Linked DNA regions of Mus musculus: all the other regions are linked to region 1. A link is a loop called in an ENCODE intact Hi-C map of the cell type or tissue named here. Cell type or tissue: gastrocnemius. All regions are shown on one strand. Links, peaks and the distances in the headings refer to the core of each region. The heading gives the core; the rest is flanking DNA. Region 1 has its middle 90 kb from the start of Upp2. Region 2 overlaps Acvr1c (activin A receptor, type IC). Region 3 overlaps Acvr1 (activin A receptor, type 1). Region 4 overlaps Acvr1 (activin A receptor, type 1). Region 5 has its middle 36 kb from the start of Gm13546.

Region 1 (6,077 bases), core at 759-5,758:
AACGATCTTGCAGCTTCCTTCTGGGAAAAATAACGCAGAACTATGACACGAGAAGTATCTTCCCCAGAGACTCTGCCGGTACCGAAGTAGCTTCCTCGTCCTTTTTCTTTAGCTTTAAAATGCTCATTCTTCCATATTTTCAGTGGCAGTGCCATGATGTAAAAGAGAAATGCATTTATTTACTTAATTTACAGATGTCTATGCCCTCTGTGTTTCATGTTAAAAACAAGTGAACAGCATTTGGTACTTCCAATCAGGGTGCCTTTGCTATTGGGACTCTTACCTCTCAACCTAAACTAAACCACTCTCCAAGCCCTGTTGGACCCCAATGAGGCATACTGCAAGATCTTGGCAATGTGTGACTAATAGATAACCTAAGGTGTGCTGAGCACTTAGGAAATCCAGAAGAGGTCACTAGATCCCCAAGACCACAAAATAGGCTATGGCCAGGTGACCATGGATCCTGGGGTGTGGGGAGTGCACAGAGCAGGCTGTCTGCTCCTTCCACCACAGTGTGCAGCCTGCGTGTCGCTAACGCAAAACCCAGAGCATCCTGTTGAGAAATGGAAACCTAAAAATAGACCTGCAAAGAGTACAGTACTGTGCCCTTGGCTTGAAAAATCTGCCCAGCACTGTGACAAAAAAAAAAAAAAAAAAAAAAAAAAAAAAAAAAAAGCCTTTTCTATGACGACTGTGCTCACAAAAGCCATTTTTCATCTTCATATTGGCTCCAAGGAAAAGCATCCTCAGAAAGAGTGTGCCTTGGCTGTCCTTCAACTGTAAGATTATTGCATTTGGCTCTGGTTGTTCTGGACATTAGCTATCTGTGTAAAGTTTCTGAAATGCCTCAAACAAAAGGTTAAAGGTTACAGATTAGATTAATAGTGACATTCAAGCAAATCTGCTATTACAGTGTGTATCTGATATTTGATGATACTTGGCAAAAATTCAAGGACAAGGAGGGGGGAAGATGACTGCTTTCAGTATTTCCTACAGTTATATACATGCTTTAGAGTTTTCGGCAATAAACAATGACATTTCTAAGGCAATTTGGCTCAGAGAGCCCACCAAATATATGTGTTTAATTTTTAGCAGTTGAATCCTAATTTAATTGTCTATAATTGGATGAATTGTTAGTTATAATAGTATTTGTAATAGCAAAGAATGTCAAAGGAAATTCCTAGTATGTATTTTATATGTATTTCAAGGCTAGATCTTAACTGGTTTTTTTTAAATCTATTTTAAAGACTTTATAGACTTGTGTAACTTTTTAAGAACAGCTGCCTCAAGTTAAATAACAAATACTTCTCAAAGACTCTTTCAGGTTCAATGTTCCTTCCATGGACTGCAAAGTCTGGGGAAATGGACTTGGTTAAGAAGCCCAGAATCCCTGAAAGGATGCTTGAAATGGTATTTAATACCTGTGAAGAGAGGAACAACCATTGGTTTAAAGTTCCACTGTAAAGATTGGTAAATAATGCTGATTACAGGTCTCATTCAAACGGTAAACAATGAACATGGGCTGAAGGGAGAATAGTGCTCTGAATTGCTCTTGATCTCAGAGTTGTGCCTATTGATCAGCCTAGCAATAACTGAGCTAATCGTAGGTAAGAAATCCAAATGCTTTAGAAAGTCCTTAGCCGTGTGAGCGCAGGATACCCGTTCTTTGTTCTTGTGCAGTATTTTAGTGAGGAAAGTCTTCAAACAACCATGTATTTAAAATAAATTCTAGGGTTAACCCAAGTCAGATAAGACTCCCTTTCAACTCTTCTCGGTACCTCATAAAGAACCACTTGTGTGTTCCTTCTAAATCAGCAAACGAGCTCTGAACATTTACTCTAGGCCTGGCACACAAGAGAAACAAGCAGCACTCAGCCTTCTGTGAGGTAATTACTGACCTCGAGTTGGCTTTTTTTCTAATAAGCTCAAAAGTAATGACTCCTTGTAAAATAGTAAATTTGCACTTTAGATTAAATTTTTTTCAGGAACTTCTGGCAAAGTTTCAAGTATAAAGTCATAAAGAAGAAATACACTAAAAACAATGCAAAGTCGCTCCAAAAATCACAAGGAAAACTTAAAGCCAATTCTGAATTGCGAACATTTTCACTTTCCATTAACTTGCGTTGAGACCCAATGTACCCCATCACACGGGGAGCTTCCATCCTTTTAAATTCATTTGCAGGCTGTATTTCCTTAGAAGTTGATCACTCCTATCTTAATTTAAACAGCCGCATATAAGCATCTTACTAATGAAAATTTAAAAGTGGAAAACTCTTACAAATGTATTGGCCAAGAAACGAGTCAGTGCTAGAGTTTGCCAGGTGGGGGCAGCAGAGAGTGCTTGCTGTGACAGCTGAGGACCTCAAGACCAGGTGGTTGCCAGGAAACCTTCAGGGCACCTGAGAACTGAGGAAGCTCCATCTGTCAGGCAAAGTTAGCTGAATGGAAAGGCTGGCAGTAGGAAGCACAAGCCAGAAGAAAGAAGCAAAGGAGACAAGAAAAATGAATGCAAGGCAGAAAGAAGCCGCAAACCCTTACTGTAAATAGGTCACCGCAAAGAAAGGACTTAATTGCTCACACTTTGCAATTTTCAAGTGTAAAGCAAATATAGTGATGTTAGCACTTCACAGAATGATCATCACAAGGCTATGCCACGATGCATGTAAAGTGCTCAGTGCATTGCCCATCGGGGGTCGCAGAGAAGAGGGGACAAACACAAAAAAGGAGCTGTTATTGCTTCCTGCTGCACTTGCTGAGAGGCTGACAAACCGAAGCTGAAGGCCAGCATCAGAGAAGAAAGCCAACAGAAATCCATACCGGTCATAGACTCCCATTATGTGGAGACAGCAATGGGACAACGGGAGCTGCGATAGTGGTCAATCGCATGATGGCTCTCTATAGCTCAAAGTCTGTCTCCCAGGAAGATCCATCAACCTCTCGTCTGCCTGAAAGATAACCTGCCAGGAATCCCGTCACTTAACTGAGGTGGAAAGCAACTCTTGTGTTCTTTCAAAATAAGACCAGTTGTCTGGCGTCTTGACTTCAGAGCAAGAGTGGGAATCCCGGAAGGGGGTTGGGGGGGGGGGGAGTTTCCAGAGTGGCAGGGTAGGGCGCCCCCTTGAGGTTGTTATTTGCCAAAGCAGTTCTTTAGGGTTGTTTGGTTTGTTTGTTATTTGGTTGGTTGGTTGGTTGGTTGGTGTCAATGCTAATGACCCTTCTATTTGTAAAACTGCGGAGTACATATCTCCTGTTCTTGGAGAAGAAGGTAATGTTCTCATAGGTCTAAGCACAGGCTGCATTCTGCAAGGGGTTAAGTGCTCTCTGCCTCACAGTGGGAACTTGAGACTTAAACAGACTAAGCTCTTGAATTCAAAGAGGTGGTGTGTGGTGGGGATTGGGGGAGTGTAAACTGTTGTTTGCAAACTGAACACACACACTATACCACCGAAGAGTCTAGATATTGGGTTGAATTCTTTTTTGGGGGTGCAGGGATAGCAGCTTGTTCCCCGTTGGAGTCTTCCTGAGGTAGAAGACGAACCAACTTTAGAAGCTGGGAGATAAGAGGCTTGTTTGCATAAAGAAGACTCATGGAGTACATGAGACTGAGGCTTGCAAAGGCCTAGGAGTCTGTCGTAGAATCTGAGGGCCTCTGGACCTGCAGAGGCTATCAGGGGTTACACTGCAAACCTAGTTGTTGAGGCTCACCCACGAATCCTCCACTATCACTGTAACATCAAACATGCAACATGCTCTTAGTAGGGTTTTTATTAAGTATCGCAGTTACCCGTTTCTAATAAGTAGTGCAGTCACATAAATCTACAGAAATATTCAACCTCAAGCGTCACCCACTCATTTCACTCCTCCGCTGCTGATACCAGTAAGTGCTACCTCCTAATTCTGCTTCCAAACAGGCTCGCCCAGCTGCTCCAAACCACTTGACCCAGTGTGTGCAGTTTCAATCTGGGAGACAGTTGGATCTCCCTTCCAGTCTCGACCCGGATACTCACTCCTCACAGAGAAGCCTGAAAATCCTTCTTAAAATATCAATTAAGCCTATTGATTTCCCTGCCCGTATCTCAGTGATCTTAGGATGAAGACTGGAGTGCAGTTAGCCAGGCGTGGTGGCTCATAACACTAATTCCCAGGGGCAGGAAGATTACAAGCCTGGCCTATAATCTTCTCAAAGTCCTCTAAAGGAAAAGACTGACAGGGCTCCAGAACTCAGGTTGGATCCTTGGGACCCACACAATGGAAGGAATTCCCAACTTCACACCTATGCTGTGGTGCCCCTCTCAGCTCCAGTGAATAAATAAATATAATAAAAAGTCTCACTGAAATATTCAGCAGCACACACAGCCAAGACTGTACTTAGTGGGCTGTGGAGAACACAGTAAGAGCCTGGCCCCTGGAAAGAGCTATTCAGGAAACCCCGTGAGACAGCTGAGTGGCCACTCAAGCCATGAGCTTCTGTGTAGGAGAAAAAGAAGAACACAGTAAACTGGGCCTAGAACACACACCCATAATCCCATCCCTCTAGATGCTGAGACAGGGGGATAACAAGTTAAGAGCTAATCTGAGCTGTATAGCAAGATACTAAAATCATCAAGGAAGAGGGAGGAGGGGAGAATGCGACAGGCTTGAGGAAGGGGTTGTTCTACGGAAATCCAGTAGAAGAGTGGACTCCCTGTTCCTACTGGCAAGATGGCAGTGTCTGAGCCCGATGATAAGGCATCACAGATCAACAGTAGCATCCTCAACCCAGTGAATGAAGCAGTTTCATTACACGCCAAAGGAACCCCAGTTATCTTACATTGAGAAGTAATAGGAACCGAGACCTGTGCTGTTTACATACGAGAGTGTTGGTCTCTCTCCAGCACCTGCTAAGCAAGCAGCTCCACACCACTCATCTCACATGTTTAAGTACCATCATGTTATAGTGATGATCTTTACTTCCGATACGTGAAAATCATGGCTCAAAAGGCTGCTGGAAATCAAATAGCTAATAAGCCACGAAAAAAATCTTTTCTTTAAGTAGAAAAGGGATAGGTGTGGTACACGGTTTAGGGTCAGGCAACATGGAAAGCAAGCAGGGCCTATGTCTATTATCTGTCCCCCACCGTGACGATCGATCACAGAGCTCCCTAACAGGGAGGGAGTGTTTTGTTCACAATGGCCTAAGCAGCGTATTAAGTAGTGTCTGACCATGGCAGACTTTAAGCAGGGATTTTGTTTTTTGACATAAATGGAAGAAATAAAGGTTGACAGCTGTTTTATTACTCAGTATTTTGATTCAGAGATTTACAAAAGTTGGAAAGATCGGTGCGGATACCCTTATGTCCATAGATTTGGTGTTGGATAGATTTCTTATTCCATCCACTTCCAAGTGCTGCTACTAAAATACAACTTTGCCTTATTCAACCAGAGGTTTCCATTAGCAACAAGAATTAATTAAATTATGAGTCATCGGCAGACGACACTAATGCAGATTATACCCCCCCCCCACACACACACGGTTCTTTTTTTTCCTAATTATAAAAAGTAAGACAGTAAAAGACACATGCTAGATCTATTAATTTTAAAAAGCAAAGCATGTGCCATTGTGAAAAGACTTGGTTTTGGTGAAAACAAGATGCAGAGTAGAATTTGATCTGTTTTCCTCCCAGGGGATGATGATAATACTATGCAGAGTTTACATGTGCCTTATACCTGCCATGTGTATTGTCTCCTTTAATTATTTTAACAGTGCCATATGGTTCTATTATGTCCTCAATTAATTAGTATTATTTCTCCCGTATTCTGTTTTGAGACAATCTGGAAGTTAGAGAAATGTTACAACATGCAAATGTGCGCGTGCACATATCCTTCAGTCACGTGTGGTGTGTGTGTGTGTGTGTGTGTGTGTGTGTGTATGTGTGTGTGTGTGTGTTCTACATTTTCTTCTGTGTATATTGAGAGCCTTGAGGTTGCATTAATACTACAATGCCCTTCCTAAACCACTGAGCTCAGCTGTCTTTCTACATGTACAATTTCCTTACTAATTCCTGGTTTCGAGTGTTCTCAATATTTTTGCTTATGGA
Region 2 (6,077 bases), core at 311-5,310, 360 kb after region 1:
GTAGTATATATGACTGAGAAAAAAGTGACATAGATTTATTTAGAAAATGCTTGTGTGTGTGTGTGTATGTGTGTGTGTGTGTGTGTGCACACGCCTGTGTGCTCTGTGTGAGTGACTAAAGAAAGGAAGAGAGAAGGATTCTAAAGGGAAAATCCAGGAAAGAGCAAGGGATGTGACTAGAAAATTTACAATAGAGGTCGAGAAGTTCCAAAGCAATCAAGTACGGAGCTAGTGCTCAACCTCACTAATAGCTAAAGAGATGCTCATTAATGTGGCCATATACAATTTTCTACCCATGAGATTAGTCAAGATGTTTTCAACTAAGAGGCATCAGAAAATTAGATAATAACACCATAAGTGATAAAAAAGAGGTTCATTGAACATGATAATAAGAAATTGGGATGTAATAGAATCTGTGGTTTCTTTTTTTAAACTTTAAACAATTTTTTAGTATTTTCTTCAGTTACATTTAAAATGCTATCCCAAAGCCCCCTATACCCTCTCCCCCCCTGCTCCCCAACCTACCCACTCCTGCTTCCTGGCCCTGGCATTCCCCTGTACTGGGACATATAATCTTTGCAAGACCAAGGGCCTCTCCTCCCAATGATGGCCGACTAGGCCATCTTCTGCTACATATGCAGCTAGAGACACGAGCTCTGGGGATACTGGTTAGTTCATATTGTTGTTCCTCCTATAGGGCTACAGACCCCTTCAGCTCCTTGGGTATTTTCTCTAGCTCCTACATTGGAGGCCTTGTGTTCCATCCAATAGATGACTATGAGCATCAACTTCTGTATTTGTCAGACACTGGCATAGACTCACAAGAGACAGCTATATCAGGGTCCTGTCGGCAAAATCTTGCTGGCATATGCAATAGTGTCTGCGTTTGATGGCTGATTATGGGATGGATCTCCGGGTGGGGCAGTCTCTGGATGGTCCTTCCTTCCATCTCAGCTCCAAACTTTGTCTCTGTAATTCCTTCCACGGGTATTTTGTTCCCCCATTCTAGGGAGGAATGAAGTGTGCACACCTTGGTCTTTCTTCTTCTTGAGATTCATGTGTTTTGCAAATTGTATCTTGGGTATTCTAAGTTTCTGGGCTAATATCTACTTATCAGTGAGTGCATATCATGTGAGTTCTTTTGTGGTTTCTTAAGTAATGGAACTGAATGATGCCGCTGTCCTGTGAGTATCTTGACCAGTGAGGACATTCTTACTAAACTTTCTGATCTGTCTATTTGCTGTCTTCTGGCTCACGTGGATCTCCCATTGTTAATGAAGCAAATGCATTTTGTTATTAGGGTGTTCAAGTTTCAAGAGTGATAAATGTCAGGAAGCATAGTTTGCCAAATTAGGCAATCTAATAGAAGCTGACAATATGCAAATGAAATATTAAGTTTCTTTCTTTGATGTAAGTTTAAACCAATCATATAATCTCACCCCCTTCTTACCCTATGTAAGACCTTTAGTTTAGTCCTACATAGAGCAGAAAAAAAAGAAATGCTACCATTCCTGATAGACTGTAAGCAGGGACTGGCTATCTTGCAGACTTCAGGATCTTGTTAGTATGTTGGAGTGATACAGGACCCTCCAGATATAAAAAAAAACTTTCTTGTGTTTCAGAAAACTTCAACCATGCCAACTGCCTCCTGGCAGGAAGTGTACATGTGCTCAGGATGAAGGTACTTCAACATCAGGCCTTCAGGTGGCAGAGAAGCACATGACCAGTGCGTAGTGCAGAATAATTAACACAGGGGAGTATAAGAAAGCAAAAGGAAGAACCAGGCTCTTGAGAGATGGCTCAGCAATTAAGAGACATATTCTTGTAGGGAACTGGGGTTCAGTTCTTAGCATCCTTATGGTGGTTCATAACTGTCTATAACTCCAATTCTGTGTGATCTTATTCCCTCTTCTGGCCCTCATGGGTACCAGGTATGCAGGTGTACAATATATCCTTGCAGGCAAGGACTCATATCCATTAAAAGTTAAATAAGTCTTAGAAACATAGAAACCAGTATAGAAAAATGCATGTACAGGGAACTAACAGGATGACTATAGACTCAGTGCTCTCCTTAGTTTAAGGAAACAAAGAGCAAATTTGAAAATAAGTATAGAGAATGAAAAGCCATAAAATAGTGATCTAGTAGATGTGAGTAGTAGCAGAAGAAAACATTAATAAAAATATACAATTGAAATTAAAAGCTGAAGAAATAGGCTTAACAACTGAAGAGCTATAAATCTAAGATTCAGGCTAAATGAAATTGATTCCTGTGTACTGTATAGATAATAAATGATGGAAAAAGTTAAGAGAGGTGACAAAGTAACAAAAAGACAAGTATAGAAAAGATTAACACCAGGTAGGCCTTACATAATGGTACAAAAGAGCAGAGAGAAAACAAAACAAAAGAAAGGAAAACAAATATCTTTGAGAAGAAGAGCTGTCTACACAACTAATAGTTCAACATGGAGGAAGAACATGAGTCCAAGAATCTCAGAAATTCAAAAATATCACCAGGACAAGTGAGAAGAAAGCCCTGACATATTGTATAACTAACTGTTGGATACCAACACAAAGGGAAATGCTTACATTTTTCAGAGGTAAAAAGGTAAACTAAACTCAGAAGAGACATAGGGAAGATGGACATTATCCTCTCAATAGTGAAGAGCAAGGTAGAAGACTTGCTTACACAAACATTAAAAATTATTCTTATAGAGAAGATATAACATATACATTAAATGAAGATAATTTACTTTTGCTAAGTAAATTAGCATATTTAGCAGACAGAATAAACATTAATGCAGAAGAGTTGCTAGAGTTTAAAAATGGTTTGTTCAAACACTGTAGCACTGTGGGCTTGCACTTCACACACACACACACACACACACACACACACACACACACACGAAGAAAAAGAATCAAATTGTGTACAATCCAGAGCATAATCTCTTTTTCTTGTGTGTATAAGTGCATTACCAAGCATAAGGAAATATAAGACATGTCTACAATCTCAGAGGGAGAATTTAACAAATAAAGCACAATATAATCAATCAATTAATATTATTTAACTTAATATTAATTAATAGACCCTGCAATAGGGAGATAATTGTCTGTAAAATTACAGTTTACCAATGAGCATAGTCCTGTGGTATTAAAGAACTTGAGTCAGTAATTTAAAGACACTCCTTTAGAGAAAGTTTCCCTAGAGGATCCACCAGAAAACCCTGCCAAGCTTCCAAGGACAGGTAGTTCCAACCTAGACTCTTCAAAGCACAGACTCAGAGGAAATAGCCCATAACTCATTTTATGTTTGTTTCAAGAGACTAATCTGAAAGGATTACTGGGGTGTGGGGCCTTTGAGGAAGTAATTATGTCAGGAGGGTGGAGTCTTCAGGAGTGGGATCAATGTCCTTATAAAGGATGTCTGAGGCAGTTCGTTTGAAACATATGAAATATTTGAAAACAGACGAAGGTGTCAGCATGAGCCAGAACACAGGTTTTCAGCAAACACAAGATCTGATGGCAATTTGGCTCTGGACTTCCGAGCCTCCAGAACTAACTATGAGACAGAATTTATGCTGCTTATAAGCCACACATAATTCCTCAAATCAACAGGTTAGCATAATATATTTCATTTATTTATTTATTTATTTATTTATTTATTTATTTATTTATTTATTTAATGTATGAGTGCTCTATCTGCACACTTGCATGCCAGAAGAGGGCGTCAGATCTCTCACACACACATTTTTGCGAGCCACCATGTGTTTTCTGGGAATTGAATTCACAGGATTTCTGAAAGAGCAGCTAGTGCTCTTAATCACTGAGCCATCTCTTCATCCCCTATATTTCTTATTTTAATATATCGAATTGTTCAGGTTAGTACAATTTCATATCTTACTTTTTTCCTTAATATCTAAGAAAATCTTTTCCTATGGGAACAAACATACTTAGTTTTAGATTCCCTCCCACCAACCCCCCCCCCCCCCCACCCCATAGCTAGCCTGCATTTCAGTTTCTAACAAATGTTTTCTGGTGACTCTCAGTACTGATATCGAGAACACCTAGAGAAATAGTTGTGCTATCAAGGCATGTCAAAAGCACTCTACAGTCTGTGAAAACTCAAGCAGCACACAGCGAGGCCGCTTGGGCTAGAGGAGTCAGTTTATAGGGTTCATTGGGGGAGGAACTGCTTACACTAATTACAGCTAATCATATGGAAATAGACTATTCACCACCAACAACCTTCAAGCTATACAATCTTTATTTCTAGTCTGCTACCAAAATATAGTGCCGCATAAAGGCAATGGAACTGTGATGTCTCACTTCCCCCTTCTACCTTACAACGTACTACTTTAAAACAACTACCTTATTTTTCACTAATTTAAGTAGTCATTTTAAATTAAAAAAAGTACTAGGTACAACAGTAAAAGGGGTGTGCTTCGATAATTTTTTGACCAAAGCTTATTCCCTGTCCTATTTTTAATTGTGTAAAGAAAAAATAAAAGACTTATTTGTATCAGTCCTGTGAGGTGTGTGACACCCACTCATAAGGGACATGTCTAAATGAGACTTTTCGTGAAATGAAAGGTTTTTATCTGAAGACAGAGAAACTGTCCAAAAGGTCAATTTTTATTAAATATCAATTATTTGAAAATATACTCTGATTTGTGAAAAATGAAGATGTTCCTAGAGAATGTGCTACGTCCATCATTGTCTTCTGACTTTGGCTTTCTGCTTGAGACACAAATTCGTTGCTTATAATCAGAATGAGGTCACGTGTGCATGAGAAACCACTCCTGGTCCCTTATGGGATTGCTCCACCATCTCAGGAATGAGTCCCTTCACAGCTCTCCTGAAGGGCGTGGTGCACACCTGACAGCTGCGCCAGGCAGGATCCCCCCACCTCACACCAGAAAGTGAAAGGTGCTATCTTTTACTTTTTTTCTAAGTTCAATTAACTCTAACATTCCAAGAAATCAAACTTGTGTTTTGGAGATTGAATAGAAGAAACATTTCTAGCTTCCAGAAACAAGTACACTGATTTAAATGAGAAACATTTCTTCAGAAGGATGAAACGGGAGATTGAACATAAAATTTATAACCAATTTTAAATTGAGTATTCTGTACGATGCAAGGCTCTATGCATGTAAATACCTCTATGCCTCACTCAAATCTGTTTTGGTAACATGGATGAGACCTTCAACGAGGTCAAAATGTGTTTCTTAATCTTTTCCAAGCAAGCAAAGCTGCTTTGTGGAATACATTAGAGCTTACCCCAGTGAAGACGTTGGGACAAAGACATGTAGCTTGTCCTTCGTCATCAATTTGTTAAGAACCTTTGCCTGAGCAAGGCTGTCTGCTGTGAGCTAGGGAGACTTTCATCTTTCTAACAGAAAGGACTCCCTTTGGTGGAAGATAGCCTAGACGATATTTTGAAGAACTGGCATCTAATGTCCTCATAGACACACACCACTGGCGTAGATCTTGACTGCAGAGATGAAAGATGAGTGATTGTCCTTTGCTGGCCTGAAGTGAAGGAAAATGAATTTTGAAACCTATTTGGGTTTTCTTCCAATATTTTATGTTTTTAATGATCCAAAGATTTTGTATCCTTATGTGCATATCTGTGTGATTGTATATCATATGTAAGTCGGTACCCGTTGAGATCAGAAGAGGGCATTGGAACCCTGGGATCTGGAGTCATAGGTGTTGGGAGCTGTGGCCATTTCCCATCATGACTGCTGGCTTTCTGGACTAGCAAGAAGCACTTTCAAACAGTGAGCATTTTTTTCTCCATCTTCCAACAGTCTATGAATCTCATCTCTCCTTGAGTGAAGGATTTATTTATTTATTTATTTATTTATTTATTTATAAATACTCTTAGGTCAATAATTGTAATCTTTCAGCCCAGTGCTCTTATTTCCTTAAAACATAAAAGCATTGGGGAAGAGTTTGCAGCCTTTTGGCATTCTGTACATAAGCCCTCCCCAAACCAGATGCACCACGTAAAGCTGTTCAGGAAATATATTTTAATGTGTCACCTGCCTACAAAAAAATTCATAAAATTTGGCCAGATT
Region 3 (6,077 bases), core at 305-5,304, 190 kb after region 1:
TCCTCGGGAGGATGGATGGATGCACAACGTAAGGCAGATACATTCATAGACTGAGATGGAGCTATTGTTTGAGTGACAATCTGGAGTGTAGACGCTGGTCAGAGTCGATGGTTCTGTGATTGGGTTTGGGGTGATCTTAGGGAAACCTGTTTGGATTTTTTTTTAACTCTGAAAGGGGCGAAGCTCATAGAACTGAATTGTTTCTCCTCCTCACCTCTCCTTTGCAGATGAGAAGCCCAAGGTCAACCAGAAACTTTACATGTGTGTGTGTGAGGGCCTCTCCTGCGGGAACGAGGACCACTGTGAAGGCCAGCAGTGTTTTTCTTCTCTGAGCATCAACGATGGCTTCCACGTCTACCAGAAGGGCTGCTTTCAGGTTTATGAGCAGGGGAAGATGACGTGTAAGACCCCGCCGTCACCTGGCCAGGCTGTGGAGTGCTGCCAAGGGGACTGGTGTAACAGGAACATCACGGCCCAGCTGCCCACTAAAGGTTCCCATGGCTCCTTCTATTACTAGATCAAGGGGTTTTGTGAGGGTTGCCCCAAGTCTGTGTGGGTTAAGGATCTGCGTAGCCAGAAGCATTCTTCCGACTTGCTGAGCCAGAGCTGCTGGGCCATGGAAGGTCACTCTGGGTGAGGAAGACAAAGGCATGGCCTTTGGGATTGAAAAGGAGAGTGATGTTTTGGGGAAAGTGAGTGATGTGACATGCATCCAGAGGAAGGGTGAAGGGGACGGATTCGCTGACTGCAGGTCATCACAAATGGGTGTATGGGGCATGTGTGTTTCGAGAGAAGTAGGAACACTAGCTTGGTGTCTGTGTGAAGTGCCTTTCCCTTGTTAAGAAGAAGATGAAGGAAGCCTTGCCCACCCTTCCAAATCAGATCCCTAGCCTTCTGAAACAGAAGTCAGATGAGGGTGTGTATGAGCCCTGAAGTTATGCCATTTCCCCTCATGTATTTCTTATGGATTCTGAACCCTTTGGAAGTCGGTCTTCCTCTGAAACTCTTTTTCTCATATGGTGAACTCTCATTGTCTTATCTCACATTACTGTCAATATTAATATAGGCTCACCCCAAGCCAAATTTATTCTTGTAATGTACAGTACCTCTTAATAGGTTTAATTATATGATTTTGTCCTTGTGGAAGAGGGAAAGCACAAATAGGATAAGAGAGGACACACACAGCCTTCATTGCTAGGACTGTCACAAGGCAGGAAGGAGGCAAGAGGCTGGAAACCAAAAGACCAATAGGTCACATGGCAGTTTTGAAGTTACTATGACCCCCTTTGGGTAGATAGAACAGGCTACATTGGGATATAAAAATAGGATCAAACACAAGGGTTTGAAAAAGGATTGGCTATTTGAGTAATTAACTCACAGGTCATTTCCTTATGCTCACTGAGTTAATCCTTTGCTAAAAGAAGGGATGGACAGGAAGAAACATCTGTATTCACACAAAAACCTTGCCAGCAGTGTGAAGATCCTCACGAACACATTATGCTGCACACTACGCAACACCTTTACTTATGTGTTGACTTGGTTGTGTTTGTGTGTGCGAAAGCGCAGGCACACATGGCCCTGCATTTGCACATGTGTGTTGAGCATGTCAGAGGACAACTTGTAGGAATTGGTTCTCTTATTGTGTGGGTTCCAGGGATCAAACTCAGGCTGTCAGGCTTTGCAGCAACTCCTGAGACCCTCTGAGCCCTTTCACTCTCCCAACACCCAGTGTTTTCACAGAAGACATTTCCTGGAAGGAATGTCCTATTTGAGAGGCCACAATATCTGTCACTTATTAAATCACTTTTACGAATAATTATACAGATGGTATGCACTATAGAGCACCGGCCTGATTCTCAGGACTTGGGGAGTTAAAGAAACAATATAAAGGAACCTTTAAGTAGAGAGTGGATGGCTGCAGGGAACTCTGAGACAGGTCAAGCTTAGGGAGGAGATCAGCGCTTTCTCACTGGGATATTACAGTATAGAGGCTGTTCATCAGGGCTCGTTGAAAAGCATCTTTGCATCTGAAGTCCACGTTCATAAGCGTTAACATCAAGGATTATGTGTCTCTTATATTTAAGAAGCTCTTAAGCATTCATGCATTAAAATACAGTTGATTCTTGGTGGAATCCTTTCTAAACCCCAGTTCTATTTAATTGATCACTTAAATGAGTGTCTGGGCCATTGTCTAAATGTTAGGAAGTATTTTAGTTGTGAATTGTTTTGATACGTGAGATGGTTTGGTCGGGATCAGGAGCCATTACCTAAGATATTGGTAAATAACAAAGAAAACTGTGGTCTCCACGCCTACTTACTCTTTTCTTCCCATTCTCCAGGGAAGTCCTTCCCCGGAACACAGAATTTCCACCTGGAAGTTGGCCTTATCATCCTCTCGGTGGTGTTTGCAGTATGTCTTTTAGCTTGCATCCTTGGAGTTGCTCTCAGGAAGTTTAAGAGACGCAATCAAGAGCGCCTGAACCCCAGAGACGTGGAGTATGGTACCATTGAAGGGCTCATCACCACCAATGTGGGAGACAGCACTCTAGCGGTGAGTTTGTGACCCCAGAGGGAGGCCTACGAATAACGAGATGGAGGTGGACACTTTCTTGTTTTGAATGTGCAAAGCCAACAATGACTATGCAGACATGTATGGTGACTAGTCACTGGGCTAAAAGCCAAGGACATCCGTTTCAGACAGGCACTTAAGGGATGGGGCTAGGAGATTTTAGTAGATCCTTGGTGGTGACTTTTCTTTGGAGAATGTGAGGAAAAGGGACAAAGAATAGTTGGTGGACCAGAGATTCAAAGAACTTGACGTGGTGGTCTTCAGTTACTCTATTTGTAACAACAAACATTTTTTTTAAAGGAAGCATCTTTTCATTATTATTAAGAAATCCTTTTCCCTTTAGATTATGTGCATCCGCCATAATTTAGAGACTTGACATCTCCAGAAGTAGCCATTAAGATTTTGATGCTCCAGTACTGCCCCCTTGTGGCGAGTAGTCGGCTGGTTGAACCAGGGTCCTCTAGTACAACTGGGCATAGCACATACAGAGTTTAAAATGCTTGAGTAGCCAGCTTAACAAGTAAATAGGGGGAAAAGCAAACCGTTTATACCTTTTATCATTTCAACATACAATAAAATTGTTGATATATTTGATAAGTTTTCAAAGTCAGTTACCTGGTGCTAGGAACCCCCCCCCCCCCCCCCCGAGTTTACTTCCTCAGCATAGAAGATGCTATTATTTATACATTTGGAAATTTCTTCCTGGCCCGTGAGGCGGCTCCGAGGGTAAAGATGCTCACTGCTGAGCCTAATGACCTAAATTTAATCCCCAGGACTGATAGGGTAGGAGGAGAAAACCAACTCCCACAAGCTGTCCTCTGACTTCCAAATATGTACCGTGGCAAGGCTTTCCCCCTACCCCCAACAAATAAGCAAACAAATATGTGCAATAAAAATTTAAAATTACTCCTGCATTTTAAAGCTATAGCACGATACTGTAAGTGTTCCTTTAGTTACTCTTCTAAACTTTTAGTTAACTCGGGGAAGTAGGTCACTCACCATAAGCAGCCTACTATAGAGTGCAGAAGAATAAAGTAACAGCCTTCTCCATGGATACTACATGGTTTCTCTGCAAAAGACAAAGCTCTGTGGGTGTTAGGTGCGAACAACACAACCAAATCAGCTCTTTCCTTGTCACAATCTAGCTAGTCGCAAGTCAATCAAGTTATCTTTGTAATGTGATTCAGAGCTGTTTAATGCTTTGCTCCCTCCTCATCCCAGATCGTCATGCCCGCAGGCTGGCTTCACTACCTGACAAGTCCGTAAGTGCCTGGGAATTCTGTAGCTAGGCTTCCTCTACAACTGCCTTTTGTTGCTTTTCTGGAAAAGATGTACGCTAAGCAGTGGTCATCTTTGGCTCACATGCTAGACCTGGGCAGCCATAGGTACCCCCTGTAGTCAGGTGTCAGTACGTTAATAATGCTGGATCCAGGCTGGGAACTGTCTTGCCCTGATTCCTGTCCCATCAGGGTTCTGTTTGAATGAAAGAGGAACAAGTTAGCCTGTGTACATCGTTTTGCATACCAATTTGAGTTGTGATGTGGTGGAACTGGGAGAAAGGGTGTACCTTGTTTCCATGAAATGTTTGTCCAGAAGTCTGGTTTAAGGTGTAGGGGAAAGGAGGTGGGGTTTATGAGATTTTTGTAGCAGAAAGACATGACGATGATTCCCGACAGGCAAAGCAAGATGCTAATGTAGATTAGTCAGAACTGTGTTTCTCCGAGCTGCTAGCATGTCTAATTACCAAGGGCAGTAATTGGAATATCTAGTGTAAATTACTGTTTGAATAGCTTTTAGGATTTTGAAATGGGAATGAAAGCCTGCGCCATAACAGTCTTCTCAACACAGCCCAGCCACGCAGCTGACAGAGTGTCACCATATAATGACACAGTAAGGAATAACGAGATGTCCTTATTTGCTTATTTAAACAATATGTTCATTTATGTGAGCTGACAAAGAGTAACCTTGCTGAAGCTCGCCCACGGCTGGGCCTTCAGAACTTGAGGTAGGTAGGTCTTTATTAGTCTTTGCTTGATTGCCTGATGCCCCATCTCCCAAATCTGCACACTTAATTAGAACCAAAACTATGCCTCATGGAAAAGCAACAGCTCAATGTGCAGAGGGTTTTTTTTTTTTTTTTCCCTCAAAAATAATTGAACGAATAGAGTCACCAAGCAGGGCAAGAGGGAATTGTTGGGGAGACACGAAGCCTATTTCATCACATTTTTTTTCTTCTTGATTATCCTTTTGTGACTTTTAGGGGTTCTGAATTTCTTATGTTGAGTGTTTAGCTTTTGGTAATCTTACTGATCCACAGTATCTCACGGTCTTGCTCCACAGAAAGGAGAGAAGATGAAATTCACAGAAATCTATGTGTTGCTTTAATGGGCCAGTTTATGTGTTGGGAAAGGAAGAACTTTGGGCTGGGTTAATCTTTCCACCATCACCATGGCTATAAGGCTGTCTGTGCCTTAGAGATAGTCCAGGCCGGGTCCTGCCGCTGGGCCTTTGCTGAGAGTGTGAAAGAAAACTTCATGAATGAACTAACTGGCAGCCTTTTGCCAGTATGCTCATTTGGGAAATCAATGTGCGACTCTGGTGTTATGTTTTAAGTGAAATATATATATATTTTTTTTCCTGTTTCCTTTCTAATTTGCAGTTCATATGGAAAAATGATAAGTAGGTGTTAATTTAGTGACCTGCTTGTTCATATATTACCTGAAAAAAATGAGAATCTTCATCCACAGAAACACCCACGCACACACCTATAAGTACCAATTTAATGACCCACATATTATTAGAATCTTTTCATTACAGATATTACACTTGGCTCTTCATAGTCCTAATTTGCTTGCTTCCAATTAGACACCTTTAGTTTGTAAGGCAACCGAAGTAGATCACTTGATAGACATTTAGTGGACATAGCAGAATAGATAATAGTAGACAATGCCCAGCTCTTGGTGCTCAAGTATCCCCCACCCCCATTCTTCCTACTGACTCCTCACGCACAGCCCCGTAGCCTTTCTAATGTGCGCGTTAGCTTAGCTCTGTTTCCTTCCTTGCATATTTGATTAGAAAACTCTATAGAGCTTAAGAAAGAATGACTTATCCATCAGGAAAACCTGCTGTAGGTTTCGCTTCTAAGTTTCCCAAGACATATAACTAGTCCTTTCAAAGGAGATTTTCAGGCATTTGAATGGGTCACATGTCCAGAGTTGCTGGAAATCCTGTGGGTTCCCACAGCATGTATTGCAGGACGCTGAAGCGGGCACTGTTGCTCAGTGATTTCTTTTTCTCCTTGTTTTACATCACAGGAACTACTAGATCACTCGTGTACATCAGGAAGTGGCTCCGGTCTTCCTTTCCTGGTACAGAGAACGGTGGCTCGCCAGATAACCCTGTTGGAGTGTGTCGGTAATTCTATGTTTCCCTTCCTTTTGGGCAGCAGGCAATGTTGGTTGTGATTCTCGAAGTCAGCCAGGGCTTGGAAAAGTCTGCTTCTTGTTGC
Region 4 (6,077 bases), core at 736-5,735, 210 kb after region 1:
GTGTTTAGCCAATTGCACCTATTTCTCCTAACATGTCACGCTGAAAATTTCAAACATTCAGGAAGGCCAAGTGTCATTATAATCAGCAGTTGTGTATGTACCATTTGCGTCTCCCCACTAACGTTTCGTGTGTTGGTCTACCCACCTATCAGTTCCTGTTCATCTGTGAGCATTTCAAAGCAAGTTGCAGACAAAAGAATTCTTCTCTCTGACAACCTCAACATGCAAGATAATATAGCATTAAGTAATGGGCCTTATGTGTTCATTCTTTTTCCCCCTTTCAGGTCCAATTTAAACACCATGAAACACCCAAACCTTGTATTTTCAGAGTTTTGACAAAAGCTATGAATCCCAGTCTCTGTAGACTTTAGAGTAAGCTCATTAGCTCAGGCCCTGACCCACCCTTACCAGCAACGAATACGGTTGCTTCCAGATTTCACAAACTTTTACCTGAAAGTAAGTGCAAGACTAAGTATTTCATGGAATGGTTTGTCTTAAAAATAAATTGTTCATGAAGGCATCTTTTTTCTATAGCCAAAGCAGAGTTATCAACTGGAGACAGTAGTCTGTGAGATAACTCACCCTTTTGACGAGTTGGACCCCCACCACTCTCCAAGGTTTCGGGTCTGCTGATGGAGCCTCAGTTGTTCCACACATAAGAAAATCTTCATGAATAGTAGCAATTCTGCAAAATAAAACCTACCCCAAAGCCCTAGAATTTTGGCTGCATAATTGTGCTGATAAGAACCGAATGATGTGGCTTATTCATTTTAATTGACTGGTGAGACCCCCCCCCCCCCATTGAAGGTTTAGAGAGACTTAGCTTTCATTGTATAAAGAGATTAATTTATTTTTGTTTGGTTTTTAAAGACAGAGAATTTGACATATTAGGAAGATGCATTTCCTTTGAGGCACTTTTGAATCCTTGCTTGCATGTAGAAGAATTACTTTATAGTGTTTTGCAAGGGTGAGAGCCTGCTCCCGAAGCTTTGTGAGGCTGTTTGAGTTGTGATGAAGCAAACTCATACAACCTCTGTCATGGCTCTTAGAGTCAGGGTGATCTGTGTGTGAATTCTGCCATTTACACTTCGTTTTTGCATGGGTTTTTTTTTTTTTTTTTTTTTTTTACTTATGTGTTTACCTGGTTCAAGGGCTAACATTACTTACACTCTGTCCAGCGGTCAAAAGGTCTTAGCCAAGGAGGGCTCTAGTGCTTAATGCTGTGCTCTGAACATCTACATTACTGGTGCCTTCATAATAATATAGTTACATAATAGTTACTCAGGTAAGTCAGCAACAGCCATGCCCCACCTCACAGGGTTATGATAGGATTTGGGCAGTGCTAGAACAATCTCAGATGAAAGGACTCCGGTGTGGGCTGCCGTTACCGTGCAATAGGGCAAATCTTGGCTGTGGTTTATGAGACTCAATGATGAGGGAGGGAGATGGGGGATTTTGCTGGGAAGTTCAGCAAGTTAATGATTTGGCCACATTTCTTAGCCATGAAGCCTTCCAATTAGATACGTTAGTTGCTATACAAATTGGTACTACCTACTCACTATGGGAAACTAGTAATGTTGCTTATGACACAGCCCCTTTATAGCTTAAAGTCACCTATAACTCTCCATGGTTTACCTAGAAATTCAGTATCACCCATTAGGAACAGTGTTCTGTTATCGGGGCTGCTAAAAGGACCATATCTGGTTGATCTTTCTAACATTTTGGTATAAAACATTTAAGCATATACATTTTTTATTAATTTTTTTCATTTAAAAAGAAAAATATAAAAAATTTAAAAAATAAAAATTTGCTTGCATAGAAAAGAAAACATCACATAAAAGGTTTGAAGAAATATTATAATGGCTCCTAGATTTGAAATGAGAAAAGTTTGTCATCTTGTCCTTCTGTGGTTGTGGAATTTTACTAGTTTTGGAATGTGTGAGAGACATTATAATACTTTATTACTAAATATCTCAAAACGTATCCCCCCCATATCAAAGTATATCTTTTCCAAAACCACAGTTTAATCTCATCTAAAAATCATTGAAGTCTTACAATGTAACCCAGACTAGCTTGGACCTCAGCCCTTGAGTGGTACAATACGAAAGTATGTGCTACCATAATTATCAATTATTTTTTTCTTTTGCTTTCCCAAATAATAATTCAATCAAGGTTTATAAATTGCAATTTTTCTTTATTGTAAGGGATCCTCTGTAAAACTTAGCACCTAGCATCTTAAGGTGTTTTTTTGTTTGTTTGTTTGTTTGTTTGTTTGTTTTGAAATATTGTCTCACTATTTAAGCCTAGCGGACCTGGAACTCAATGGTCTTAAAGCTTGTAGAAACTCTCCTGCCTCTGCCTTCCAAGTGCTGGGATTGCAGGTGCACATTGATAAGCTGTTGGTCAGGGCCTTAGTCATTGGAAGCCTTGGCTGTCACCAAAGCAGCTGGTTCCAGTGTGGTAGATCGCATGGTCCTTTGCAGCAAGCTTCAGTGCCCTGCATGCCTGCCTCTCCACAGGGCTCTTTACTGGCCTCTTAGCATAATGAATGAGCCAAAGAAGAAAGCAATCAGTAAACTTTCGTTCCTCCTTTTGTGCCCTCATTTTAAAGATGCACACAGTCACTCTGTCATAGTTTTAATTGACCAGCCCAAAACCGTAGACAGGTGCCATGACTGTGTCTGTTTCAGCTGCATCTTTACTGCATCCTGATGTTTGGAGTGTAGTTCTAGAGATGGCAGAGGAACATGGATACGGTTTGGAAAATGTTCATAACAGCCAAATCAGAGAAAGAGGAAACAGCCTGTCTTAGATGAAGGCAGTTGCTAAAACTCTTTGCTCAAGGTGAACGTTGGGATGTCGTGTGCTCTCTGGTCATGTGTTCAAAACTCCGGTCTGGAGAATTCATTCACTACAGATAAGCTGGAGGGATTTTCTAGGCGCCTTTGGATTGCACAGTTTGCAGGGGCACGGTCCTGTTTGGCACTTCTCATTATATTGAGTGTTACCGCAATCATTCTAAGACGGTCTATTTATGCATCAATAAATAATTCCATCCTCAAGTAAGCCATGCACAAATCTGTCTTTCCCCCCGGTGGTTAGTGGGGAAATGGCAGGTCTCTCTAATTGACTGAGGAATTCAGAAATGAGCCACGGTTTAAGTGCCTTGGAACCATTTAACCCTGACTTGGAGAGATCTGCTCTTGGAGCAGATCTCTCCAAGTCAGGGTTCAGCCCACTGCTGTCTGTTCCCATGATTCCAGGGGAAGGCCCATGGGTTCAGACAGCCTGATTGCTCTGGCTGTCCCTTTGGGGATACAGCAGAGCCTATCCTAGCTTGCCATTTTTGGGAACAGTAAATTGCTCAGGTTTTTGGGCTCACGCTCCCAAACAATTGTGCTAGGAGACAAGTGGGAGAAGTGATGGACTTTGAGAGTTCACATGTAATGTGTGTGTGCCTGTTGTTCCATGTGCTTCAAACAATGGCCTCACAAAGCCTTTATCTTGTAGAGCCTCATATATTAACTCTATAGCCTCACAATCTGCCTGAAATTAGTCCTTGTTCCTGCTCTCACTCCCAAAGTCCCAAGCAATCCTGGGGATAGTCTGGACAGTCGAGGTGTACCGTCAGTGTCGCACATACCACCAGAGGGCGCTTTGGATCGGGGCTGTTTTAAATTCCATCAACTGCCCTGTAGGAGAAAGGCAGTAATAACTAAACACCCTGTTGTCTTTTTCCCTTTAGGCCTGGCAGTCATGCATTCCCAGAGCACAAACCAGCTTGATGTGGGAAACAACCCCCGTGTGGGGACCAAGCGCTACATGGCTCCGGAAGTGCTCGATGAAACCATCCAAGTGGATTGCTTTGATTCTTATAAGAGGGTCGATATTTGGGCCTTTGGCCTTGTTCTGTGGGAAGTGGCCAGGCGAATGGTGAGCAATGGTAAGTGCCTGACGTTATTTTCATCCACGGTTTCTTAATGCTGCACGGTCAAAAGGCATGGGGGATTCTGGAAGCTGCATCGTTCCCCGAATCAAATCATACTTGCGCGACTTACAGTGGGTTAAGTGTGTAATGGCATTCTGTTCGAAATTCATGAGAGGAAATGACAACTGAAGAACTATTTTTTTCTCTCAGTTTTTGTTTGGGTTTCTTGCTCCTTATTTCTCTCCCTGTTCTAGTGTTCTTCTTGCTGGCCTTCCCTCTTTGTTCCTCCATAAGCTAGATTTAACTTAAGAGGAATCTTATGGAAGCGTCCTGCTGTTGCAGAAGAATTCTTTTTTCTTCTTACTGGATTACTGAAAGAAAGTCTGTTTACACATTTGGAAGGCATTCAGTACTTTTTGAATGGGTCAAATTTAAATTCAAGGACCATGGCTAAGTAGCTCTTATTGATCTGTTGAGTGATTTTATGAAATGGTGTTGTCTTAGCCAAAAGGAAAGCATTTGTTACCCTCCCCCTCCCTCCCTCACTATCTCCTCCCTTACTTTTTCTTTGGATGCAGGGACTCATTTCGTAGGTCACATTAGCCTGGAACTCACAGAGATCTGACTCTCCCTACCTGCAGGTACTAGGATTAAAGGCGTGGACTGTTTGTCACTTTTTTTTAACCTGGGCCACCTGAAGCTAGCTCTCTCTCATGTCTGTCCATGAGGTAGTTGAGTGGACCTCACATAATGAAGCTTTGCATTGATTTAGAGAACACTAATTCTTATTCTGTCAGCTTAGGCAGACACTAAGAACCCAGAGTGATTTCCATAGCAGAATTCCTTGAACTAACTTGATGAACTTCATATATCTAGAAAATATAGCTCTAAAACTACCCCGTGAAAAGAGAAGAAAATGATGCTTAAATTTTTGTTCATTTTTCAAGAGCCATTTTGAAAAGCCTGAGAAACCCTGGAATCCCAGATCTGAAGTCTTCTAGAAAGAAGATATGAAATCTAACATCTGTGATTGGTTTTTCCCAAGGACTGAGATTTGTAGTGTAATTATAATCTTTGTGACTAACAGGGCCAGAGATTAAGAGGTTCTGGGGAGGCAGGAGAGATGACTCAGTGGTTGAAAGCACTCGCTGCTCCTCCCAAGAGGTCCTGAGCTCAATTCCCAGCAACCTCATGGTGGCTCACATCCATCTACAATGAGATCTGGTGCCCTCTTCTGGCCTGCAGGCATACATGCAGGCGGAACGCTGTACACATAACAAATAAATTAATAATAAAAGGAGAGATTCTAGGGCAGAAATGGAGTTAGAAATTTGATACGGCTTCAATAGCCGAAGTTGGTATGTCTTCATGTAAGGGTTCCCTGTGACTTCAGTGTGTCTGCTTTGAACACACCCTCTATGGGCATCATGGCAAGTGTTTCAGGCTAGTTGTCCATGAACTTGACAGTTCGTTTTTATGGAGCCTGGAACATCTTCTGGTGATTGTTTCTCAATCCACCGCCTTTCAATTGGTGCCACAGGGGCGCCTGAGACCAGTTTTCGACAGAGGGATTGCCTAGCAGGTTTATAAAGTTCTGAACTTTGCCTGAGATTGCACAGGGAGTTCATTTCCTCACCCCAGTCATTTGTGCTTGCCTGAGAGCTGAGGGGAAAATCTGACTCTGCTTGGATTATCCTGACGAGAGCATTTACAGGATCAGTGCCCACAGAAGCCATGCGATGGAGTCTCCTCCATGAAGAGGAAGCTGGTGTCCGTAGACCAGTGTGGGAGCTAGTTTCTAGATTTGGGGGTGCAGCCCAGAGCCAAGCTGGCTGTTAGACTGGAACATGTGCTGTGGGCTTTGTAAGAATGTGTCACAGATGTGCCCTGTGTTGGTGTCACAGGCGTCAACCCAAATGGCTTGAAAGATCAACTGTGATTAATAGTAGTCAGTTTGAAGTTAGAGTCATCTGCTTAAAATTCAGCCAAACAAATGTTAGTTTGCTTGCTTAGATCCTGTGATTAAGGTTATTTTTGGGAGAGGAAAAAAAAAAAAAAACAACCGTGGATGGGAGAGTGTTTTGGTTGTTTTTGTGATTTATTGGTCTCTTCTTTGCATCATGGCTTAGGCGTCTAGCTATTTCCTAAG
Region 5 (6,077 bases), core at 339-5,338, 470 kb after region 1:
GTTGTAGGTATTTTTAAGGGGTATGACCTTGATGATCCTGGTGTGGCAGGTCTCTGATGGGTAGGTATCCTTGGGTTGCATGGTTCCCAATCAGCAGGTCTGATGAAGGTGGGCTGAGAGGTGGCAGGAAAATTGGTGTCCAGCTGGAATAGCAGGTGGTTGGGGCAGCTGGAGCGCCCCAGAAGACTCAGTGTGCAAGGAATATGGGTGTGGGGAGGGAGTCTAAACTGTTTGGTTCTGGATGTCAGGTCTGGTAAAGGTGGGTGGAGAGGTGGTGGCATAATGAAGATCTACAGGGGATTGCAGGTGTCTCTGAACAGCTGTCCACAAGGTCAGTGTTATAGTGTCTGTGCCTTAGGGTTTAAAGGCTAACTAGAACTCTAAGTTCACCTCCTTCTTTTGCAAGTCTGGATTCTGGACTTGTACTCTCTCTTCAGGCTCGATCTCCATAGTACTGATGGTAAAAATGGCTAGCTGGTAATCAGGTCATATTCAGGTTCTATCAAAGATAAACAAGATGGCAGAGGTCCTACCTTTGGTACTTCTGAGTTCTAGAAGCTAGGATTTCCAGATCCAGATGCTCATGATCCTAAACTTTGACGAGTAAAGTCTTGGTCTGCGCAAGAGGCTTATTGATCCAGATGCTCAATGCATCTTCCTTATATATTCCATCATTTGTTAATATTAGTTCACACACACGCACATGAGCACACACACACACACACACACACACACACACATATTTGATTTATAATCCAGTATTGTTACTATTTTGTTGTCCTCCCACTTTCCCAGTCCTGGCCACTGGGAGGTCTTTCAGGTTGACGTCTCATCTTTTCAGTGATGTGTTGCTCTGGCCAGCAGCAAACTTGATAGCCTCTGAGCGTCGGTGTCAGGACCCCTGGCTTCTGAAGCCCTCACAACTCTTTTGAACTCTTCTGGTGACTGAAGCTCGCAGGCCTTGTAGCCTTGGTTGTGATATCTAGCTTGTCATAGCCTCTCCTTCCAAGGGCTTCTTTTCAGTTTCAGCTCCCAATTACAACCATGTTTACAGTGGTTTATAGTGGAAGTGGAGGAATTCTTCCATCTTCCCCTGCTGCTACCTTCAGAGCTGAAAGCTGACAGTCTTGTCTTCTTTGTAATCAGTTCAGCCTGCTCTGCCTCTAAGTTTCACAAATAGGCAAATGGCCATTAGAGAGAAGACTTTGGTAGGGTCTAAAGGTACAATATTTGTGATAGTACATAGAACTGTAGCCTCTAAGACCAATGGAAAAAGTCAGGAGGAGTTTTTCATAGCCAGAAGAGTGGCTATACATAGATTACAATTTCACTGATCACAGTAGAACATTGACTCCTATCAATACAAATCTTATATCAGATCATCCACAAGCTCCTATAGGCATACCCTCTTCTGCTAATCTCAGCTATGTTGCTGAGCCACTAAAAGCAAGTGTCGTTCCTCTTTCTGACATAATGAAGGAGTGTAATAGGGTCTGGAGCAACCAGAGCTGGGCCTTCTAGAGCCTCTGCAGGTGGAAATACCTGCAACGGGTTGATGAAGCTTGGTGCTACCTGGTACATTTAGGATGGATTAAGACATTCTGCCAAGAGGATGAAGGCTTCTTCACGGCATCCAAGAAGTGTTGAAAGCACTCTGGATGATGTGTTGATATACCAGCCAGTGGTCAGAGAGACTGGTCAATTATCACCTTCCTGCACAAAGTTCCTGGGTGCAAAAGATGGGTTCTCACAGTTGTCAAAATGCCACATATTACTCCGGTCCCAATACTTTAGCTTATTTTAGGAAAGGGTGACTATTAGGGGATGATTATAATAATAAAAACTCAATAATAATGGGAGGATTCTTAACAGAATGTAGTAGCGCTTCATCCCTAGATGCACTCTTGGGGAGAGCTGCATGCCCTGATTTTTCTCACAAACATATTTTAGGTCAATGGTTTTCAACTTGTATTTAATTCTCTTTCTTGTTGTCATTGTGATTTTTGATGACTAGAGGGCTTGTTTTTTGCATTACTTTCTCATTAAAGGAAGTTTCCAGTACCCAAAGTATACAGAAATAATACAGTTGAAAGTAAATTTGCTTCTATCTTCCCTCAGAGATGGATGGGGATGTCCTAGGAAGATGAAAATCCTCTCCAACTGCCTAGTCCTCCCAGACAACCCCCATATCCAAAAGTGTGTACAGTACTAACAAGGAACTTCTAGTTTGTTGTTTGACATCTGTGTTGTCTTGTATCTACCTAGAATAGAATAAATGCTCAGAACCTTGTGGTGCTCAAGGCCTGGCACAAAAATGTTTCCCTAGTGATCTATATCACAAACAAGGGGAAGAACCACTCATGTTCTCACACTTGAGTTACATTTGGTAAGAGGGGAATTTGAGTTAGTGGTGATCTCATGTCATATCCAAGGGATTATGAAGGGGCATCAGACAAGAAGCCAGTGGGGAGCTGCTATGAGTGTCTAAGGGCAGAGGGCAAGTTACAATAGGGAGAGTGGTAGGACCGAGGCAGGACATGTGCCAAGAATAACTCAGGTTTAACAAAGGCAGCATACACACAGAACCCTAAATCAGTTCTCTACATACCTTCTGTAGTAAGACAGAAACTGGCTACTTTGGAAGTTTCTTAAAAGATAATATTCCCAAACAGAATGCGTGCGTGCTCTAAAGCAAACTTCTCCTTACATCTCCAAGTCCATGACCTACAACTTCTGTTTTCAAGTTGATAACAGATTTACTCAGATTCTTACAAGAAATTGAGGACCTTCCCAAGACCAGGAAAATGTTCTTTCCTCTGATAGAGAGTTGCAGTGTTCTGACTAGAGGCTGTAGCCAGCTGGCCCTTGGTGGGAGCATCCTGCCCTCTGCTGGATGTGGCTAGCAAAATGAGTCTGCATTGCCATATAAAGAATTAATTAAATCAGGAAGCGTTTAGGTTTATCTGAGAATAAATATTTGCTTGCATGCTGACGAGGTTTTAATTAACCAGGCAATGCATTACTTCCGTGATGTCTTCCTTCTCAGAGGATTGCCGGGTATCTGAGAAGAACATCTCTGTGGATCAGATGCATCCCTTGCATGATAAACTCTCTATGGCATCACTTCTAAAGAAATGTACACAATCAAAACTGAATCCATAATAGGCTTTAAAGTGTTTTGATGTGATAGGAAAAATTGCTGGAGAGCCTGGGCTAAATAACTAATTCTCCAAGGCGCTAAAGCTCTCTCAGGTTCAGTCTGCCTGGAATAAGAGGTGGATTTGCTGTGGGGCCTCAAGAAGCACCTTTGTGTTTTCCCCTGCTGAGTGCAAGACAGACATTGGCTACTTTCCAAGTTTCCTTCTTTTCTTTTCTTTTCTTTTCTTTTCTTTTCTTTTCTTTTCTTTTCTTTCTTTTCTTTTCTTTTCTTTTCTTTTGTTTTCTCTTCTCTTCTCTTCTTTTTTTGTTTCTTCATTTCTTTCTTCCTTTCTTTCTTCCTTCCTTCCTTTCTTTCTTTCTTTCTTTCTTTCTTTCTTTCTTTCTTTCTTTCTTTCTTTGGTTTTTCGAGACAGGGTTTCTCTGTATAGCCCTGGCTGTCCTGGAACTCACTTTGTAGACCAGGCTGGCCTCATACTCAGAAATACGCCTGCCTCTGCCTCCCAAGTGCTGGGATTAAAGGCATGTGCCACCACTGCCCAGCTCTTTCCAAGTTTCTTAAAGATAATATTCCCAAACAGAATGTGTGCATGCTGTAAAGCAAACTTCTCCTTACATCTCCAAGTTCATGACCTACAACTTCTGTTTTCAAGCTGTGGAGTTTAAGCAATCCCAGAATGCATTGTTCACACAGGGTAGTAAGTGCTCCTTGTTAGCAACATTGTGGAATTAGTGATACCCTGAAATTCAGTTTGGGTAAAACAGGGACTCTGATAGTAATATAAGCCTAGGGAATAAGACAACTCTCCTAAACAAGTATAAAGAAAGCAAGATGCCCTAAAAATAACTGTTCGGTAAAGGCTGAAGAGATAGAAAACTTTACTATCCATTGTTAATCGTGGCATGTTCTGTTCAATGTGTAGGCATGTCTATACTTCTCACTTTTATTAAAAATTGATGAGATCAATTCCAAGAATAACGTTTTTACAGCAGCCAGTCTCTTCCAAAGATGTCCTTTCCCCCTTCCTCCTAGATTGCTCTTGAGCTTTCTTTTTTTTCCTTTAAAACCAGAGAGAAGTGGTTTCAGCTGACACTCTCGGAGCTTTGGGGCCCATGGCTATTCCTCACCTTCCAATCCAGCTCCACAGCTTCAGTGTGTCAGTGGCGTTTCTGTAATGGGAGCAGACAGCATATCATCCAACTCCCGAGCTATTGGCCACCTTAGGGGAGATGAGCGACTGACAGTGACCATGGCATGAATATAGCCATTCTTTAATAACAGCAATGGATCGGCTTGTAACTTAATTTGTTTAATTGATTTTGTTGTCTTCATTAGCAGCTCTCTCTAATGAAAGCTCTCTTAAACTCCCATCTAGATGTCCAACTGAGGAGTCAAGCCAAATATAATCGATCACCTTGTCAGCCTCAGCAAGTGCTATATTGATGTGTTCAACAAAGTGTTAACAGTAGGTTGCTGAAGATACGAAGAAATGATATGATCTCAACACACAGAATATTGGGCACTCAGGTATCTGTCTAAATAAATGAAAACACAATAGGCATATTCAGCGAGTTGGGAAGGAAATAAGCAGAACATCTTTTCTGATGTTTTTCTTCTGCATTTTGTTTCCACTATTTCTGCATATATATTTATTTATTCATCATACAAGTTTGTGAGATGCAGTGTAGGAGTTTAGTGTATCTTTACAATGTTTAACGATCTGATTGGAATGACTCACGTGCTCATCGACTCCTGTTTTTTGTTTTGTTTTTTGGGGGTGGGGTACCATTCGGAATCCTTTCCATTAGCTATTTTGAATAAAGCAATTGGATATCATCAACTGGTTGCTCTACTGTGGTATCAAATATTCCAAGTTTCTCTGCCTGTCCAACTGAACCCCTCAACCCTTTACCCACTGACTCTGTCCCAGGCTTCTTCCAGGTTCCAGGTTCTAGCATCCACCATATTTTTGTATTTTTTAATTTTTTCTTGCTTTTTCTTTGTTTCTTCTTTCAGATCAGTTCAAACTTTTGTATATAAGAAAAATACACTTACCATCTATCTCTGGCTTATTTCCCCTAACACAATGTCCCCCAATTTCACCAGTGTTTTTGCAAATGACAGAGCTTTGTTCTAGTTATTATCAAATAGCATTCCATGGTGTGTACACACTGCACTTTGTCCATTCATTCATCTGTTGATGGCAACCATGGCTGCTTTGATTTCTTGGCTCCTTGGCCTGCTGATTTCATTTCCTTATTTTCTTTGGGGCTATACCCAGTAGTGCAGTTGCTGGGTCATGCAAGAGTACTATTTTTGGCTATTCTGAGGAAGTCCCACAATGTTTCCCACAATAGCTATACCAATTTACATTCCCATCGACAGTGTGGGAGAGTTCCCTTCTCCCCTCTTCCAGACTAGAATTTGTTTTAAAAAATCTTTTTGGTATGTCAGTTGAAATTGAATAATAGTAGTTTCTATGTTAACAAAGTGTGTGTGTGTGTGTGTGTGTGTGTGTGTGTGCGCGCGCATATGTGTTAAATGACAGATTGATATCTTACTCCTTGGTATGTTATACAGTCAAACAACAAGTGTTTATCAAGGAGAAAAGATCAAAATCTTTTTGGTATGTTAATTCAACTTGAATAATGATGGTTTCTATGTCAACAATCTCTCTCTTTCTTTGTGTGTGTGTGTGTTGTGTGTGTCTTAAAATGACAGATTGGTATTTTAGTTCCCTGGTATGTTATCCCGTCCAGCAAGTGTTTACCAGGGAGAAAGATCAGTTGTAAATGGTATTATATTTTCTTTTGACTTTTAAGATATGTATACGTTTCTATCAGAGACTTGCAGGAGCCTCTGTGGCTGTGCTTTGGATTCCCTGAATGGCAGAGAATTCTAGCCTTGTGTTGAGCAGTAG

What was found. Hi-C counts contacts between places; a loop is a spot of excess contacts. Peaks named below come from ENCODE experiments on the same cell type or tissue, not always from the same donor. Only the 100,000 strongest peaks of a DNase experiment are listed, where the experiment ranks them.
Region 2: a loop joins it to region 1, with 2.5 times the contacts of the local background. A loop is called at or near these places in 2 of 42 quality-filtered maps.
Region 3: it touches region 1 in a loop (10-fold over the local background); 36 of 42 quality-filtered maps call a loop at or near these places.
Region 4: a loop joins it to region 1, with 5 times the contacts of the local background. A loop is called at or near these places in 2 of 42 quality-filtered maps.
Region 5: a loop joins it to region 1, with 8 times the contacts of the local background. A loop is called at or near these places in 21 of 42 quality-filtered maps.

What each region holds. Positions count from the first base shown.
Region 1 is chr2:58,661,907-58,667,983 of GRCm38, reverse strand. It overlaps a transcript of Upp2 not described here. Among named protein-coding and RNA genes, the nearest start is that of Upp2, 90 kb to the left of the region's middle. In gastrocnemius, for the core only: no CTCF peak of the experiment used is centred there; DNase peaks (open chromatin) are centred at 2,349 and 2,714.
Region 2 is chr2:58,301,914-58,307,990 of GRCm38, reverse strand. The region is part of intron 2 of Acvr1c (activin A receptor, type IC); the gene reads left to right. Among named protein-coding and RNA genes, the nearest start is that of Gm13544, 28 kb to the right of the region's middle. In gastrocnemius, for the core only: no CTCF peak of the experiment used is centred there; no DNase peak of the experiment used is centred there.
Region 3 is chr2:58,474,079-58,480,155 of GRCm38, reverse strand. Acvr1 (activin A receptor, type 1) reads left to right here. Exons shown (of 12, transcript NM_007394.3): 5 at 228-491; 6 at 2,340-2,551; 7 at 5,884-5,983. Among named protein-coding and RNA genes, the nearest start is that of Acvr1, 90 kb to the left of the region's middle. In gastrocnemius, for the core only: a CTCF peak has its summit at 2,992 (motif pointing left); DNase peaks (open chromatin) are centred at 453 and 2,991.
Region 4 is chr2:58,456,751-58,462,827 of GRCm38, reverse strand. Acvr1 (activin A receptor, type 1) reads left to right here. Exons shown (of 12, transcript NM_007394.3): 10 at 3,746-3,943. Among named protein-coding and RNA genes, the nearest start is that of Acvr1c, 100 kb to the right of the region's middle. In gastrocnemius, for the core only: CTCF peaks have their summits at 3,654 (motif pointing right) and 5,159 (motif pointing left); a DNase peak (open chromatin) is centred at 3,660.
Region 5 is chr2:58,196,437-58,202,513 of GRCm38, reverse strand. No RefSeq gene overlaps it. Among named protein-coding and RNA genes, the nearest start is that of Gm13546, 36 kb to the right of the region's middle. In gastrocnemius, for the core only: a CTCF peak has its summit at 2,892 (motif pointing left); a DNase peak (open chromatin) is centred at 2,877.